2 separate regions of the Homo sapiens genome follow, and region 2 is linked to region 1. The links are chromatin contacts, found by Hi-C or POLR2A ChIA-PET in ENCODE. All regions are on one chromosome and are shown on one strand. The core of a region is the stretch at or near the end of the contact, and the rest is flanking DNA. Distances in the headings are between cores, read along the strand shown. Region 1 holds the start of CGNL1 (cingulin like 1). Region 2 overlaps LINC01413 (long intergenic non-protein coding RNA 1413).

Region 1 (3,396 bases), core at 230-2,729:
CCTCTGCTCAGGAAAGCTGGTCCACCCTCTGGGCACTGTTCACACACCCCATCACCTTGGCTGTCTTCCCCAACCTAGACCTGCTAACTCTGGAATAGTGCAATACCGCTTCCTCCAAAAAGACTCCCTTGACCATGCTGCCCACTTGGGATAAGTAGCATCTTTTTTTTTTTTTCTTTCTTTCCTGGCAATGAATCACTATTATTAGGTCGGAGCAAAAGTAACTGTGGCTTTTCCCATTGAAAGTAATAGCAAAACTGCAATTACTTTTGCACCAACCTATTACTTTTTCAAGTCCTTTTATATTGTTTTGAATTGTTAAGTTTTCAAGGGTCTATTTCATTCAATATGTCAGCAAACATGTATTAAGTACAGGTTGGGCAGGGCGCAGTGGCTCACATCTGTAATCCCAGCACTTTGGGAGGCCGAGGCGGGTAGATTACTTAAGGTCAGGAGTTCGAGACCAGCCTGACCAACGTGGTGAAACCCCGTCTCTACTAAAAACACAAAAATTAGCCGCGCGTAGTGGTGGCCACCTGTAGTCCCAGCTACTCGGGAGGCTGAGGCACGAGAATCGCTTGAACCCGGGAGGCAGAGGCAATGAGCCGAGATCGCGCTACTGCACTCCAGCCTGGGCAAAACAGCAAGACTCCATCTCCAAAAAAAAAAAAAAAAAAAAAAAGTACAGGTTGTTGTTTTCTCAGGGAATCCTCATAGCTGGTGAAGTATCCAGCTTTTCATTTTACGGATGAGTGAACTGGGGTTTAGAACTGATAACATTTTGCCCAAGTTCTCACAGCTAGCGAGAGGCGTGCCGCAGTTTATCGTGGGGTGGGTCTAAACAAGGACCTAAAAACTGTATTCGAATCCCAGCCCTACTACCGCCAGCTGTGTGACCTTACGAGGCGCCTCACTTTACTGTTTCTCCAACAGAGACAGACATTTCTTGTTACCGCGCAAGTGGGATAACCTCCCCACCAGTGTCTAGACACAGTAGGTGCTCAATAAATAGGTGTGGGTTTGCGGTGGCAGAAGAGCGCTATCCCTTAAGTTTCTGACAGTGAGGGGGAAAAAGGCTAAGCAGGGAAAGGAAGGGAAAGGGGTAAACTGAGCTCGGCGCAGTCGAGAGCGCGAAATAGGGAGGGCTTCCTGCAGGCCAGGAATTTGGAGAGGCCGAGGCTGGGAGAAGAAAAATGCCCGGTGACGGCGGAGGGGAGGTGGAAGGACGAACGGCTCCGGGAAGGGGTGAGGTCTAAGCGCAGCCCCGGGCCCAGCGGAGCCGAGGGCGGGTGGTGCGGGGGTTCCTGGGTAGGTTCGTCCCGACGGGCCGCGGGCGGATTGAAGGGAGGGTTGGGCCCGCCGGCAGCCCCGGCGGGTCCAGGCCCCCGGCCAGCCCCTGCCCCTCCTCCCAGGAGGGCGGGCGGCGACTGCGGGGCGGGGCGCGGGCTCGCTCGGCCTCCCGGCGGCGCCGCGGCCCTTGCACTCCGGCCGGGCTCTGCTGGCTGCGGCGGGAGCTGGACGCGGGAGGAGGCGGCGGCGGCGGTGAGTGAGCTCCGGGCTGGAGCGGGGCGGGGTGTGCGCCGGCAGCCGGGTTTCGGGGTGCTAGGGGCCGCCCAGGGCGGCGGGACCCCCAGGGGTTCGGGCTCAGCCAGGTGCACTGTGCTCAGTCCGCGCGTCCACTCTCGGTGACCCGCGCCGCGCGTGTCCTGGGGCTCGAAGATGCGACCCGGACTCCCGCGCCGCGCCCCGCCGAGGGCAGGCGCAGAACAGATGCGGGCGATCCCTGGGGAACCCGCTTCGGGGCGGGGTGGGAGGGAGGAGGCCCTGCAGAACCTCCCTTTAGTGAAGAGGGACTTTCTGCCTTCGCACCCCTGCCTGGACCCTCCGGCTCTAGTGACAGCTGGGAGAGACTCACACGAAGCAGTTTCTGACCTATCCTGTCGTACACAAGTCCTCGGCGTGCTCGGCCGGACCATCCCCTGGAAAGAAAGGGGCGTGTGACCTTTCTCTCCCCGATCCTCCAGACCACTGCGCCGCCCAGGGAGGTCATCCCCGAGAGAGCCCCCGCCTCACTCGGAGCACACATTCTAGCTCTCCCCGGGACTTTTCCAAGTTGCATCACTGTTTGGCCTCTAGACAGGTACTTGGCTGTCATGTTGGAGTTAGTTACACAGGATTTTTGAAACTTTGTATATTTGCTTTGTGTGTTCTTCACCCTAAGGCCGCTGCCCTCCCGACTCTGCTTATGCCGCTCAAAACGTTGCTCAAAGCTCGCTGGGAATGCTTTTGCGGGCATTGGTTCTCAAACTTGGCCCCACATCTGGAGAGTTTTAAAAAATACTGGTGCCTGTGTCCCACTCCCAGAGATCTGGATTCGGCTTGCCTGGGTTGCAGCCTGGACAATGGAATTTTTAAGACGCCGCAGGTGATTCTAATGTGCAGGCAAGTTTGAAAACCTCTGCTTTGAGAGTTGCTCCCACCAGCCACTCTTCGGACGGCTCAAGATCAGTCCTGATCTAGAACTCATCTCAGGTCCTCATAGCTCTTCCCTAATCCACCTCTCCACCTGAAGAACCTGTTGATTGGTGCTTTCCAACTTTAGACAGTAGATGGTGCCTTTACTGAAGATCCCTTTGTTTCTACCTCTCTGTTTACAGTCAATACTGCCAGGGCACTTTCTGCCAAGGAGGTGGGAGTGTAGGCATTAGAACCGAGCAGTCCTTGTCAGGGTCAAGGTTATAATACAGGGTTGTCCTATTCAGGGAAAACCAAGTGATAATTTGACTTGTCATATTCGGGAATGATTTCAGATTAAAAGGAGAAAAAATACTTTAGGGTTTGGTCAGCTTTTGGAGACCCTCCGGAGACTCCCCCACGTAGATAATGGAGTTGCATAAATGTGGAGAATTTTCCTTCAAAAAGCCAAAGCTAACAACATCCTTAAGGTTTTGTGGTTGATATTTGTGTTAACATAAGTCCATTTTTGTAGATTAAACTTATTCTGGAAGTATGATGAAGCCCTGCAGACAGAACACAGTGTATAACATGGCACATCTGAGATGACACCTGAGACACCTGTCACATGGTCTTAAAAATGATAGAGAAGTAGGACTAAGGAAAATGTAACCATGCTTATATTGGCTAAATTAGGTCATATATTTTATCAAGAAAATGTGTTTTCACTGCCCTTTTTAGTAATGTGATAGTCTCCGGGGATCTTGGTTAATTTACTTTTGTACCCCAAATATGATGTTTGCATTAAAATTTCCACCCTGATGTTGCTACCTGACCACAAATCAGTGGTTTTAAGTTTTTCTTAGGGGGTGGCCCTCTATGTGTTTTTTTTTTTTTTTTTTTTTTTTTTTTTTTTTTTGAGACAGAGTTTTGCTCTTGTCG
Region 2 (3,396 bases), core at 499-2,998, 52 kb before region 1:
TGGGGGTCGTGATCTTTCCAATCCCGTATCCACGGTCACTGCCTTCACCTGAATGCGATTGCAATTCGCTAGCCCTTCAATTCAACAAATATTCTGGAATGATTAGCGTGTGCTGTGACAATGACAAATTCCGATACGGGAAGACATGAATTAAATGATCACGTTCACCCACGCGTGATTAGAAACAGGGAAGGGTAAAGAAGGAAGAGAAAACGGCTTCCTGAGAGCTTGCCTGGGGTCTGGAAGGATGAACACGGAGCTGGGGGCATGGAAGGGAGCTGTTCCCAGGAGAGTTGAGTGGGCTGGGCTGGCCTCTTGAGGCTGGGAGAGGTAGACGGTGTGTCTTGATCAGAGGAGCCATCTGGGAATCCTTTGAGGGTTTAAAAAGGGGAGTAACAGATCCAATTTTTATTTCAGGACAATCATGCTGGCTGTTAGTGAAGAATGGCCTGGAGCACTGGGTCTCCGCCCCAGCTGCCTGGGAGAAACTGTGTTGAAGGAGCCATACCCCCTGGCCTCCCCTCCAGACTCCAGACAACCCCAGTCAGCTGGCTGGGAGGGAGGCAGAAGAGAAACAGGGGTGCACCTGGGGCTCCTGCAGGGGTCCAGCCAGGAGATGGGGGCAACTTGGACAGGGACGGTGAGAGAGGAATGGGCTCGGGGGGCATTTGGGAGATGAAAAGGGCAAGGCTTGGCCATGAATTCCCATGGGATGAAAGAGAAGGAATTGTCAGGATTGAGTCCCAAGTTTCTAGCTCATGCAAATAAACAAACGGGGCATCCGCTGAGCTCAAGAGCATGGGGAAGGGGTGTTGGAGACTCTCCCGGGGACCCCTGCAGACTTCTGTAACCCCTTTGAGTTCTCGCAGGCAGAGGCCACGGTGGGTGGGGAGCAGGCCTTGGCAGGGTACCCGCCCCCCACCAGGCACCCTCCATCCTAGTAGCCCTTGGGGAGACATACTGTGGCCAGAGGAAGGGTACGGAGAGGTAGAGGAAGCCAACCGGTGTTCCCGGGCAGCCACCATGTGGTCAAAGGACCAGGCAGCTTGTTTGGAAGCGTCTCTGAGGCACAAAGTGCCAGGACCCAGTGCTCCCTGAGCCCTCCCAGCAGGAAAATGAAAACTCAGCAATGGGCTCCCAGGGAGGCGGGACTGGGGGTGCCTTCCATTTATGAGAGGCCCGCAGAGCAATTCCTGCCGCAGGGGTTTCTGATCAGTCAGAACATCTGCCCACGTTGATGTCTTCCAGCCACCTGATGCAGTGGCTTGGGCCTGTGGGTTGGGGGGAGTGGGATCTTAGGCCTGTTTTTTGGGTTAATAAATTTTGTGACCTTGGATGACATGTCACTTATCTCACAGATCCTGGGAAGGGCAGGAGGAGGAGTGAGACCTGGCCTGCCCTCTCCCTAGAGGCTCATCAGCTCCCTGGAGACAGACACGCCCTGGGTAAAGAACAGATCCCACTCAGCCAGGCAGAGTTTCCTGGAGGAGGAGGAGGGAGAGAAAGAGGGCAGGAAGAAGAGGGGAGGGTGCAGAGGGGGAGAAAGAAAGGAGGGGAGGAGGTGAAGAGAAAAGGGAGGAGGAGAAAGGAAAAGGAGAAAACCTGTTTTCTGTCTTTAACTGTCCTTCCCCTCAACTGGGACCCTGTGCTCCTCCTCCTCAGTCAGAACTCCCCCCTCAGGTCCCCCCACTTCACGTCCCTCCACACTTCCTGTCCCTCCCCCACTCATGTCCCTCTCCCCTTATGTCCCTCCCCCTATTGTGTCCCTCCTCCCCTTGTGTCCCTCCTCCCCTTGTGTCCCTCCCCCTCTCAGGTCCCTCCCCCTCCTCATGTCCCTCCCCATCACAGGTCCCTCCCCTCCTCATGTCCCTCCCCATCACAGGTCCCTCCCCTCCTCATGTCCCTCCCCATCTCAGGTCCCTCCCCGCCTCGTGTCTTCCTCCCCCTCAGGTCCCTCCCAACCTCCTATCCCTCCTCAGCTTGTGTTCCCCCACCGCTGTGTCCCTCACCCCCTCATGTCCCTCCCCCCTCAGGTCCCTCCCCCTCTCAGGTCCCTCCTATCCTCGTGTCCCTCCCTCCCTCAGGTCCCTCCCCCACTCAGGTTCCTCCCTCCCTCCTGTCCCTCCCCCGCTCAGGTCCCTCCTCCCCTCACATTCTTCTGTCTTCATTTACAGGCAGGAGAAATTTCAAAGTGTGTTTGTACCACAATTACTTTAAAACTCTAAAGTTGACCTTTAACGGTTTGTGGATGTTTTAATTTTACTTTTACGTGATAACCTGCAATAACTACACAGATGCATGCATTTTTGTGCTTATTTGTAAGTGCTTTCTTTAAAACTGCTTTTTTCTTACATCCTTTCAGTTCCTTTCCCTATGCCTGGAGCCTGGGTACCAGCTATTGAAAACTGCTTTTCTCCTTGTTCATTCAAACATATTCACACATAAAGGTTGTCATTCCTTTTTGTCACTATTTGACAAAAATTGGATCATACCGTATACAATTCTCTGCTATTTGTTTTGCTCACCTAACAATAAATACACTGTGAAAAATACCTTCAGATGAGTAGATATCAATCTTGTTCATTCTTTTTTTTTTTTTTTTTTGAGACAGGGTCTCACTCCCTTGCCCAGGTTGGAGTGCAGTGGTTCAGTCACAGCTCACTGCAGCCTCGCCTCCCAGGCTCAATCGATCCTTTCACCTCAGCCTCTCGAGTAGATGGAACTACAGGCATGCACCACTGAACCTGGCGAATTTTCATATTTTTTTGTAGAGATGGGGTTTTGACATGTTGCCTAGGCTGGTCTTAAATTCCTAAGCTCAAGAGATCCGCCTACTTCAGCCTCCGAAAGTGCTGGGATTACAGGCCTGGGCCACCTTGCCCTGCCTCTTACTCATTTTTTTATTCCAGGTTGCAGGGTTTTATTTCAGCAACACAGAGACAGTCAAGCACAGCCATACAGCAGGGGCATCCACAGCTGCCTCAGGAGGCGGCAGCGGTGGCCTCTTTTGCAGCTTTTCTCTCTTCCAGCATCCTCTGCTTGTGTTTGGCCCGGCACTTCCTGGCAGAATGGTGGGCCCCCAGGTCCTGATAGCGGTCCTGGTAAGCCTTGGCCACCTGGGTGAATGCTCCACTTCCTTGGCCCAGTTCTACCTGTAGTTGTCTTCTTCCCACTACTGACAGGTCTTGAGCCGCTCCTGGATAATATTGACGATTTCTTGATCGACTTTGTAGTCCCTCCTCCACTGCATTTCGGCTTCATATATGCACAGTGTTTCACGTGTCCATGTGAAGACACGTGAGACCACCAAGCAGGCTTTGTGTGAGCAACAAGCCTGTTTATTTCACCTGGGCGCAGGGGGCTGAGTCCTAAAAGAAAGCCAGCAAAGGGTGGTGG

The links. A loop is a pair of places that touch in the nucleus more often than their neighbours do. ChIA-PET counts read pairs that join two places held with the same protein, here RNA polymerase II (POLR2A). Pooled maps may share reads with other maps.
Region 2: a map of chondrocyte shows a loop between it and region 1 (4-fold over the local background). The contact joins the enhancer-like site here to the promoter of CGNL1 in region 1. A Hi-C loop is called at or near these places in 1 of 168 maps with a recorded cell type or tissue (chondrocyte) and 1 of 50 pooled maps. POLR2A ChIA-PET finds 5 or more read pairs at or near these places in 4 of 52 experiments (A549, A673, Panc1 and 1 more).

The regions. Positions count from the first base shown.
Region 1 is chr15:57,375,026-57,378,421 of GRCh38, forward strand. It overlaps CGNL1 (cingulin like 1), which reads left to right and starts at 1,480. Exons shown (of 19, transcript NM_032866.5): 1 at 1,480-1,542.
Region 2 is chr15:57,322,488-57,325,883 of GRCh38, forward strand. It overlaps LINC01413 (long intergenic non-protein coding RNA 1413), which reads left to right. Exons shown (of 5, transcript NR_120337.1): 3 at 418-640; 4 at 1,359-1,445; 5 at 2,363-2,552. It also overlaps the pseudogene NDUFB10P1. Among named protein-coding and RNA genes, the nearest start is that of LINC01413, 5.0 kb to the left of the region's middle. RefSeq lists an enhancer at 1,019-1,526. Within about 2 kb of position 1,749, at least 8 of the 41 ENCODE cell types and tissues checked have a DNase peak (open chromatin) inside an H3K27ac peak, as active enhancers do; they include A673, where a contact is called at or near this core.